2 separate regions of the Homo sapiens genome follow, and region 1 is linked to region 2. A link is an interaction called in ENCODE POLR2A ChIA-PET data of the cell type or tissue named here. Cell type or tissue: A673. All regions are shown on one strand. Links, peaks and the distances in the headings refer to the core of each region. The heading gives the core; the rest is flanking DNA.

Evidence for each region. ChIA-PET counts read pairs that join two places held together with the same protein. Peaks named below come from ENCODE experiments on the same cell type or tissue, not always from the same donor. Only the 100,000 strongest peaks of a DNase experiment are listed, where the experiment ranks them.
Region 1: POLR2A ChIA-PET joins it to region 2 with 5 read pairs; 2 of 35 experiments call an interaction of 5 or more read pairs at or near these places.

What each region holds. Positions count from the first base shown.
Region 1 is chr18:45,872,526-45,877,907 of GRCh38, reverse strand. It overlaps EPG5 (ectopic P-granules 5 autophagy tethering factor), which reads left to right. Exons shown (of 44, transcript NM_020964.3): 35 at 1,566-1,672. Among named protein-coding and RNA genes, the nearest start is that of SIGLEC15, 50 kb to the right of the region's middle. In A673, for the core only: no CTCF peak of the experiment used is centred there; no DNase peak of the experiment used is centred there.
Region 2 is chr18:46,256,968-46,262,349 of GRCh38, reverse strand. The region is part of intron 4 of ARK2N (arkadia (RNF111) N-terminal like PKA signaling regulator 2N); the gene reads right to left. Among named protein-coding and RNA genes, the nearest start is that of ARK2C, 74 kb to the left of the region's middle. RefSeq lists enhancers at 285-786, 2,162-2,725, 2,726-3,290. In A673, for the core only: no CTCF peak of the experiment used is centred there; no DNase peak of the experiment used is centred there; H3K27ac peaks cover 1,060 bases.

The DNA of each region.
Region 1 (5,382 bases), core at 11-5,010, 380 kb after region 2:
ATTCAGTGAGTTGCCTTCTGAGTCTTTTTTTTCCCTGAAAGTATACAAGCAGAAGCTAGTTGAACTTGTCAGGGTTTTATAAAAATTACGACAGTGGTAAACATCACATTATAGGAGTTGTTTTCAAAAACTTGAATTTGATTCTGAGACTCAGAGAACATGAATGTCAAACTCAAGTCTCATAGCTGGTTGGTTAGTGCTGAAGCTGCGACTAGAACTCAGGTCTTAGACTTCTGTTTCTAGACTCTTTGCATTAACCCATGATGCTTTACGAGCCACTTAAGGAAAGTATAAAAGGTTCTGAATGTTTGCTTTTGCTAGAGGGCTATCTGAATAATCTGCAAGCTTCAGGATTTTATAGTGACTGTGTACATATAGACTGCTTACCATAGTGCTGGCTGCTTGTTTATTTCCAGTAAGAATTAACGGAACCTATTTGGATATTGAGTTTTCTAGACCAGATTCAGAAAATAAAAAAAAATTTTTTTTAAGACAGAGTCTCACTCTGTTGCTCAGGCTGGAGTGCAGTGACGTGATCTTGGCTCACTGCAACCTCTGCCTCCCAGGTTCAAGCGATTCTCCTGCCTCAGCCCCCTGAGTAGCTGGAATTACAAATGCATGCTACCACGTCCAGCTATTTTTCAATTTTAATTTTTATTTTTTTTGTATTTTTAGTAGAGACAGTGTTTTGCTATGTTGGCCAGGCTGGTCTTGAACTCCTGACCTCAAGCAGTCTGCCCACTTCTGCCTCCCAAAGTGCTGGGATTACAGGCATGAGCTCCCGTGCCCAGCCAATTAAATTTTTCATATAAAGAATTTCTCTGGGCCAGGCGTGGTGGCTCATGCCTGTAAACCCAGTACTTTGGGAGGCCAAGGCAGGTGGATCACTTGAGGTCAGGACTTCAAGACAAACCTGGCCAATATGGTGAAACCCTGTCTCTGCTAAAAATACAAAAATTAGCTGGATGTGGTGGTCGGTGCCTGCAACCCCAGTTGCTCGGGAGGCTGATGCAGAAGAGTTGCTTGAACCCTGGAGGTGAAGGTTGCAGTGAGCCAAGATCGTGCCACTACACTGTAGCCTGGGTGGCAGAGAAAGACTCTCTCTCTCAAAAAAAAAAAAATTTTATTTGCTCATTTTCTATTTGTTAATATTTGGCCATCTCTTTGTTATGTGAATTTGATTTTTTTTTTTTAATGCTTTGAGTAGAGAAAACTGTTGAAGCTGACTTAGGGTGTTTTTCTACGGCATTTGAAATGTAACCAAGATGTCCAAGGGTCTAAATTTGATGTAAAAAGATGTTAATTTAAGGGTTATTTAGATAGCACATTTTTGAAATCTAATTGCATTGGAATAAAGGGTATGAAGGAGATGAAAGAAAATTATATGGCTGGTGTTACAAGCTACAATTCGCCTGCAGTTATTTACAGCCTTTTAAGTATTCTAAATGTGTGTCAGGCCTACATAATGGACAGGCTTCCAGGACTTAGGCCAGCCCTAGACACTGGGACTTAACAGTATTTTAATCACGGTTGCATTCCTAAGTGTGTGCTTCTTTTCTTTAAAGCAGCCAACAGCGGCATTACCCCTGGCTAGAGAGTGATACTGTGGTGGCCTCAAGCATTGTGCAGCTGTTCACTGACTGTATTGACTCACTGCATGAGAGTTTTAAAGGTAGGAAGATGTCAGGCTGTCTCTGCTTAGTTTTCATTTTTCCCTAAGTCAGTCAGTCTTTTTCTTCTACTTTCCTCTATTTAATTTTTATTTAATAGGCAGTTATTTGTGACTGAAGAAAAGTCGCTGATACAATTATTTAGTGTTAAGTGTGTAACTTTTTTTTTTTTTTTCTTTTGGAGATGGAGTCTTGCTCTGTCGCCCAGGCTGGAGTGCAGTGGTGTGATCTGGGCTCACTGCAGCCTCTGCCTCCCAGATTCAAGCAATTCTCCTGCCTCAGCCTCCCGAGTAGCTGGGACTACAAGCGCATGCCGCCACACCTGGCTAATTTTTTTGTAGTTTTAGTAGAGACGGGGTTTCACCATGTTGCCCAGGCTGGTCTCAAACTCCTGAGCTCAGGCTATCTGCCCGCCTCGGCCTCCCAAAGTGCTAGGATTACAGGTGTGAGCCACCACGCCCGGCCTTTAGGTGTGTAACTTCTTACCTTTTTTTGTTAGGTTGCTCTGAGTTTCTCAGTTATGGTAAATTTGCAGTCTTTCTCTCTTCCAATATTGCCTGTCCTGCATGTTGAGTTTCTTCCTGTCCTCCCTAACTCTTAACCTCTTTTTCATATTTTCTGTCTTTTTTTGCTTTATTATGGGTAATTTCTAGAGGTCTTCCTTCCATTTCTTTAGTCTCTCTCCAGCTCTGTCTCATCTGCTTAAAATATATCAATTGAATTTTTCATTGAAGTGATTATTTTTTCCATTTCTAGATCTATTTGTTTGTTTTTCAAATGTACCCTGATCCTTTTTGGTAGTATCTTTTCTTTCATTTAAAATTCTATTTTTTATTTCCTTAGAATTTGTTTAAACATGCTTACTTTATGATGTATGTACATTAATTCTATTATCTGAAATTCCTGTTGGGGGTTGTCTTATGCTGCTGTTTAATTTTCCTTTGGATTCTTGTTCTTGGAGGCATGTTTCCTTGTGTGTTTTTAAATTTTGTATTGTGAGCCCATATTTAGAGAGACTGATGGGAATCTCATAAGGCCTAGGCTGAGGGTGTGTAAGTCCTCCAGAGAGGATCTACATTTGTTGTCAATTGGAACTACTTAACTTCTTGGTTTGGGGTTTCCCGTGCTACCAGTTACATGAAATGAAACCCCAAACTCACTTGCGGGCTGGCCTCAATTCTCACAGTAAACTTTTTGATCTCTCCTGACTCACAATCTAGGGTAAGGCAGAGAAGTTTCCTCTTTTGCCCCATTCTACCCTTTCAGTAAGAATATAGTCCTTAGAAAACCTCATGTTCTGTCCTCTTGTGCTGTTAAAACTCAGCAGGCAAATAGTCCTCGGTTGGCTGGTTTCAGCATCTGTTTAACACTCTGGCTTCCTCTTTGCTTCTGGCCCATGGTGTTTTCTTCCACTGAATACACCTAGTGCCCCTGTGGCTGCCATGTGTTTGTGTGGCATTTAGTTATAGAGTGATATGGTTTGGCAGTGTCCCCACCCAAATGTCATCTTGAATTGTAGCTACCATGATTCCCATGTGTTGTGGGAGGGAGCCAGTGGAAGATAATTGAATCATGGGGGCGGTTTCCCTCATACTGTTCTCCTGGTGGTGAATGAGTCTCATGAGATCTGGTGGTTTGATAAGGGGTTTCCCGTATTGCTTGGCTCTCATTCTCTCTCTTGCCTGCTGCCATGTAAGACATGCCTTTCATCTTCCACCATGATTGTGAGGCCTCCCCAGCCACATGGAACTGTGAGTCTGTTAAACCTCTTTTTCTTTGTAAATTACCCAGTCTTGGATATGTCTTTATCAGCAGTGTGAAAATGAGCTAATACATACAGTTAAGCATATGTCATCCAGTTTTGTTTTTTTTTTGTAATAGATTTTATTTTTTGTTTAACGGACTTTATTTTTTAGAGCAGTTTTAGGTTTACAGCAAAATTAAGTGGAAAGTACAAGAATTCCTTTATACCTTCTGCCCCCACACATGCACAAGCCTTCCCCACTCTGGACATTCCACACCAGGGTGATACATTTGTTATAATTGATGAACCTACATTAAGGCATCATTATCAATGAAAGTCCATGATTTACATTAGTGTTCTCTCTTGGTAAACACATTCGGTGGGTTTTGACAAATGACAAATAACATGTGCCCACCATTGTGGTATCATACAGAGCAGTTTCACTGCCTTAAAAATCCTCTGCGCTCTGCCTGTTCATCTCTCCCTCCCCTCAACCCCTGATCCTTTTACTATCTCCATAGTGTTACCTTCTCTAGAATGTCCTATGGTTGGAATCATAGCATTTTCAGATTAACTTCTTTCACTTAGTAATAGACATTGAAGTCTCTTTATGCCTTTTCATGGCTGGATAGCTCATTTCATTTTGTCTGGCTGTACCTTATTTGTATTTCTGATTTATCTTTTATATATCTTATCTTACCTTGAAGAGGTGTAAACTCTTCATAGAATAACAGAAATGTTATTCTTTGCTTCTTTTTGCTCCCTACAAAACTAGGGTAATGCCATATTCTCAGTGTGTGTTTGATAAATAGTGGTTCAATGAGTAACACATGAAATCCTAGTAGTACTCAATTATTTTTTTGAAAGGCAGACTTCTAGCTGCTTTTTACCATCCAGAATATATTGATTACTGAGAAAAAGATTTGAGCACCAAATTATAATCATAAAGGCTATATATTTAATTTCTTTTTTTTTTTTTCCTTTGAGACTGAGTCTCACTCTGTTGCCCAGGCTGGAGTGCAGTGGCAGGATCTTGGCTCACTGCAACCTCTGCCTCCTGGGTTCAGGCGATTCTCCTGCCTCAGTCTCCCGAGTAGCTGGGACTACAGGCGCCCGCCACCACACCCGGCTGATTTTTGTATTTTTAGTAGAGACGTGGTTTCACCATATTGGCCAGGCTGGTTTTGAACTCCTGACCTTGTGATCCGCCTGCCTTGGCCTCCCAAAGTGCTGGGATTACAGGCATGAGCCACCATGCCCAGCCATATTTAATTTCTTAGTATAGGGGAAAGCACCCCAAGGCTCTCTTGCCCCTGTATATGAATAAAATAAGAAAGTGGCATAGGACAGAAGGGTTCACAGACATCAAGACTTGGTAGCTGGGTTCAAAGAAAGGAAACAGGAGAGCTTTGCAAGGTAGGATGAAGAAGTATTGCAGCTTTTTAGTGAGGTTATCTGATCCACTAGCTCCTTCTATGGATGAGAAAAGTGGGGACCTGAAAATGAAAAGAATTTATCTGACGTCACAGAATTTGTGTCTTGGCTGGAACTATCAGCTCAGTCTATCCTAAGACATCCTTCTGGATATCTTCTACATACTTACCCAACTTTATCTAAACAAAACTGTCTTTTATCCATATTTAAACGAATGCTATCATTAACCTCTGTCTTAAAGGTTGTTAAAAATGTGCATTCCTGTTCCATGCCGGGTTGTGGAATTGAGGGTACAAGCATGTTAGAAATGAGAGTTGTCTGGTACAATGTGTTGATGCTCATTGGCTTTTTTTTTGGACAAGGAGTCTCACTCTGTTGCCCAGGTTGGAGTGCGGTGGTGCGATCTTGGCTCACTGCAACCTCTGCCTCCCTGGTTCAAGCAGTTCTCCCACCTCAGCCTCCCGAGTAGCTGGGATTACAGGTGCCTGCCACCACACCTGGCTAATTTTTGTATTTTTGGTAGAGACAGAGTTT
Region 2 (5,382 bases), core at 236-5,235:
TCGCTTATAATTTGGTTCCGTGAAAGTAACACAGCTGAATCTTCAGTTTAGATCCACTAAAAGGGTTCTATCGGAGGGAGAGAACTGCCTTGTTAGCAAGTCACACCAAGAGTTCACTGAAATAAAATTGTTTCAGAAACACTGACAGTTTGAATTCCACAGTCCAGTCAAATGATAGAATTGTGAACCTCCAGGCCAAAACACTAAGTTCTGACTCAAATGAGAGGAAGGCAGGCAACTCATGTGATCAATGCTATGTCCTCTCATCTAAACTTCCTGACCAGCCCTCAGGTAGCTTATGTGAGAAGTAACAAGTGGCATGAGTCTAGTCACTAAACTACCACAGTGGCTCCTGAGCAGCTGTTTGACAATCTGTAAGCAACAAATAATGCTGGGCCACTTGAGAATTTCAGCTTTGGTTTAATGCTACCTACACCACCAGATTCAAAAGAACATTAGGGTAACAATGGACACGATTCAGTTGCAAAACTGCCCCAAGGACCCTTAAACTCCTGCAAACATGCCCTACTCCTACAAAGGCTTAATCTGATAACTTCTCCCTTACTAAGAAAAATTCCTAAGAACAGATCTCTCAGGGCCAGAGCAGAGGGCAGAACGCAAATTTGCTACAGTACCAGAAGCCCGTCATCTGTCCAGAGATGGGCTATGTAGTTACTAACCCAGAGGCTACTACCTTTTCAAAGATTAGCTAGAGAAATAAATAGGGACATTAAAATAAGGGACATAAAGCCCAATGTCTAATTCACATCTGTTCAACCCATTATATAAATTCATATTAAGTGACCATGTAGTCATGGAAAAATGTCAGCCAAAGGAGTCCATTCAACATTTATAGAAATGGTTTTGATGACTGAAGGCCAACGGAACACTACCTTTACTAAGCAGTTTCACATATATTATCTCATTGGACAATTCTGACAGACCTATGAGGTAAGCATGGAATTTACTATCCTCACTCTACAGAGAGGGAAACTGAGGCTTAAACAGGTTACATGATTTGCTCAGAGTCACAATGCTTGAAAGTGATAGGCCAAGGAAGACAGGTCTGATTTTGGGTCCAATGCTTTCCATATCATGTTGTTGCTTTACAGATGTGTGTATTAAATCGGGTGCAGCAAAACACAACAAGAATCATCAGAGTACAAAAATAGACCCAAACTAACAATTTAGAAGTATAAAGTTACTTGACAATTCAAAAGCTCACCTGTATAAGCACTAATTGAAGTAAAGCTGGCTAGAAACCTGGTAAGAATTCAGGCAACGAGTGGCAAAGAGAGTCAATGTAATCTTTGGCAGAATTTCTAAAAATATCTCCGAAGTAAAAGAAGTATATAGTCCCAATTGTTTATCTGTATTGCTCACTAAGTAATCATACAATGTAACGTCAAGCAGTGGCTTTTTAAAAAATCTGATCTAATCTGTTTATTATACAGAAGAAAAAACCTAGGCCAAAAGACAACCATCCAGGCTCTTAAACAAGTTAAGCATAGAACTGGAGTAAAATCAGGTCTCCACTCGAGGGTTTATTTTCCACTGAATAACAATGCCTTCTTCAGGCTATACCTGAAGTTACTACATCATGTTTGACTGAAAGAAGCACTGCCTGGTTCCCAGGGCCATTCAATAAGCGGCAAAGAAGAGTTTAGAAAGTGTCTGGCATAGGAAAAGAACTAGGAGAGTGAGAGGTTTAGAGACCTTATTTCCTACTGAGGAATGGCTGAAGGAGAGAGAATAGGAGACAGGGCACTTCAACTATCTAAAAATAGATCACTTCTGAAGTTATGTTACAAATGGTTCCAGTTACCAAAAACCAGCTTAGGCTACTTTAAACAATGAAGAGAATTTATTAGTAGGACACTGGGCACCTCAAAGAGCCTAAGATGATGGAACAACCCCTAACCCTCTCTATTTCTCCTACTTCAAAATTTTAGATTATCTGGAGAATGTGATGATACTATCTTCGGTCAAAAGCTTTCCTAACTCTAATTATTAATAGTTGTACATGGAATTCCCAAAGGGAGAATCACTGTGAGGTGGAAGCCACCATGAAAGGTACTATTTCATGCTCGAGGCAAACCACTGAGAGCATGCTTAGAACCATGAATCAGTTTCTAGAAGGCAAGTTTCAGATAATCATTGCTATAGAACAAAGCCACTAAGAAATGGAATGAATTGCCTTTTAAGTACTCAAGTAATTGCTGAGGCATCTGTCAGGAATGTTAAGGAAAATTTTAAGATGCCCTCCAAGCTCAACAGTGACTTTAAGATTTGTTCAAAAACAGGCAAAACTATCAATAAAAGTCAGAATAGGCTGGCACAGTGGATCATGACTGTAATCCCAGCACTCTGGGAGGGTGAGACGGGAGGATCACTTGAGCTCACAAGTTCGACACCAGCCTGGGCACCATGGTGAAACCCCATCTCTGTCGCACACACACACACAGACGGGAGGATCACTTGAGCTCACAAGTTCGACACCAGCCTGGGCACCATGGTGAAACCCCATCTCTGTCAAACACACACACACACACACACACACACACACACACACACACAGTAGCTGGGTGGGGTAGTGGGCACCCATAGTCCCAGCTACTCGGAAGGCTGAGGTGGGAGGATGGCTTGAGCCTTGGCGGTCGAGGCTGCAGTGAACAGAGATCATGCTACTGCACTCCAGCCTGGGTGGCTGAGCCTCGGTCTCAAAAAATAAAAACAAAAAAATAAGTCAAGATAGTAGTTACGGGGAAAAGAAAAGGGGGAGGTTGTAATTAGAAAGTAGTGCAGAGTGGCTGGGCGCGGTGGCTCACGCCTGTAATCCCAGCACCTTGGGAGGCCGAGGTAGGCGGATCATGGGGTCAGGAGATCAAGACCAGCCTGGGTAACACGGTGAAACCCCGTCTCTACTAAAAATACAAAAATGAGCCAGGCACGGTGGCATGCGCCTGTAGTCCCAGCTACTCAGGAGGCTAAGGCAGGAGAATCGCTTGAACCCAGGAGGCGGAGGTTGCAGTGAGCCGAGATCGTGCCACTGCACTCCAGCCTGGGTGACAGAATGAGACTCTGTCTCAAAAAAAAAAAAAAAAAAGAAAGAAAGAAAGCTCAGAGTGACTTCTGTGTTCTGATCTGAGTGCTTGTTACTTGGGTATAAGCAGTTTGCAAAAAAGGTACGTTATTAGTTATCTGTATGTGTTATTAGCCAATAAAATATTCACAAAAATTATTTACTTTAATGATCTCAAACACACTGAATAAAATGGGAGTTAGGAGATGGATGAGGACAGAACAAGGCTTTTAACACATTTTTTTTTAACTACAGAGGGAAAAAACAGTCAATCTAGTAAACAGAAGGGTGCTAGAGAAATATTTCAACTATTTTATAAGAGAATATACATTACACAAAAATTTATACCAGATAGGGAAAAAAATTCAGGAGAAAGAGGGAGCACAATGGTTGTTAAGCCTCTGGAGTGGTCCTATAATGGATGCAAGAGGCTCGAAATTTTGTGACGCAACATAAAAAAAAATAGTTTCATGTATTATCACATATGCTTTTTCTGTATCATGAAAGACATGAGGTAGGAACATACTCAGCTGGTTTTTAATTGGTCCAATCAATTGTATTACTAATCTGTATTAGTGCAGATACAGGCTTTGTTCTCACAAAGTGTTTAACCTGCATGCAATTGGTGACAGGTATGAAACACAACCTAGAGCCATACTTTGCATTTTATAACCAAGAAAATGCTTGGGTCTTGCTTCCCAAAATGTTAGGAAAAAATAATTATAAATAATATGGTTTGATAGAATAATTTCCTGTTCTTCATACACTAATATCAATAGAAAGGCTGCACAGTGGAAATGAAGTGTGTGCGCGCACACACAGCAGGCTCTGACGGTCAACTTTTGATATAGTTAGCTTACCATTCTAAGAAAACAACATTAAAATTAATCAATTTTACTCTCATTTACAGACAGCCTGAAGGTGACCTCTTAGATAACATTTCTACTTCTTTTTCCTAACTGAAGAGGAAATGAATCCTTGTGATTGTAGGGAAACACTCATCTGTATCACTAGTTTTTTTTGGAGTTAATATTAGCAACAGGCCTGGGCATGGTGGCTCACGCCTGTAATCCCAGCACTTTGGGAGGCCGAGGCGGGCAGATCGTCTGAGCTCAGGAGTTCGCGACCAGCCGGGGCAACATGGTGAAACCCCATCTCTACTAAAATACAAAAATTAGCCAGGCATGGCGGCGTGCACCTATAGTCCCAGCTACTTGGGAGGCTGAGGCAGGAGAATTGCTTGAACCCAGGAGGCAGAGGTTGCAGTGAGCCGAAATCGTGTCACTGCACTCCAGCCTGGAGGACAGGGCGAGACTCCATCTCAAAAAAAAAAAAAAATTAGCAACTGGTCCTATGAAGCAATGAGTCTCAAATACAGCTTCCTACACCAATTACTTTGCTGAGGAATAACCCAACATTAACGCCAATGATCACAGGATTAACAGACTAGAATGAGGTCCTCAGAACAGGTACCAAAAGGAACTGTTCCAACACGGTTCCATAACATACAGATCTGTGCTATATGTATTCCTCTTCCTAGAGCAATTACCAATGAGGTCGGTAGAAGGAAAAAATAACAGGACCAACGACAAAAAAAAAAATTATTGGCCTGAGGTTTGTAAATTAAAAGTTTTGGCAAAATTAAGTGGGCAGAGAAGAACTAGAGATGCTGGGAAAGTCTCCATCTCACTAGCAAAGAGCATCTGTGAAACTGGACTGTCCAAAAATTAACATCTGGAAATAACATTTAGGTAACCAGGAGTTCAACACAGCAATACAAGGCAATCATAAAATATGCGTTCAACCATTAGCTCAGAAAGCATGCTTTCTAGTCTAGGACTAGAGGATACACAAAAGAGAAATGAATACATCAAAATCTAAAATAAAAGAATAGGAGAAGATATTAGCATGCAAGAAAAGAAAAATAACTATCAAAAAAGGAGGGGGAGAGGCATATCACAACTAGAATTACTGAGTGCAAAGGCCAAACAAAATGCTTCCAATATGGAAAAATGGCACCCCACACAAGTCAGGGCAGCCACAATTCCAGAGAACAACTCAAGGACCAAATCTGAGTTCTTAAAAACTCTTAAAAACCCAACAACAAGGTAGAATATGAAAAGAAAAAATAAGAACAGGACAACTAAATCCAAACAAAACATCTACTCTATACATGCAAATCAAATGAGAACAAAAAGATGTGGATCAAAACCTAAAACCTTTTTCCAAGTGATAACCCTGCCAGAAGCACATCAATACTTCATAACTGCAACCCTAGACCCGTAAAAGAAATAAATTCC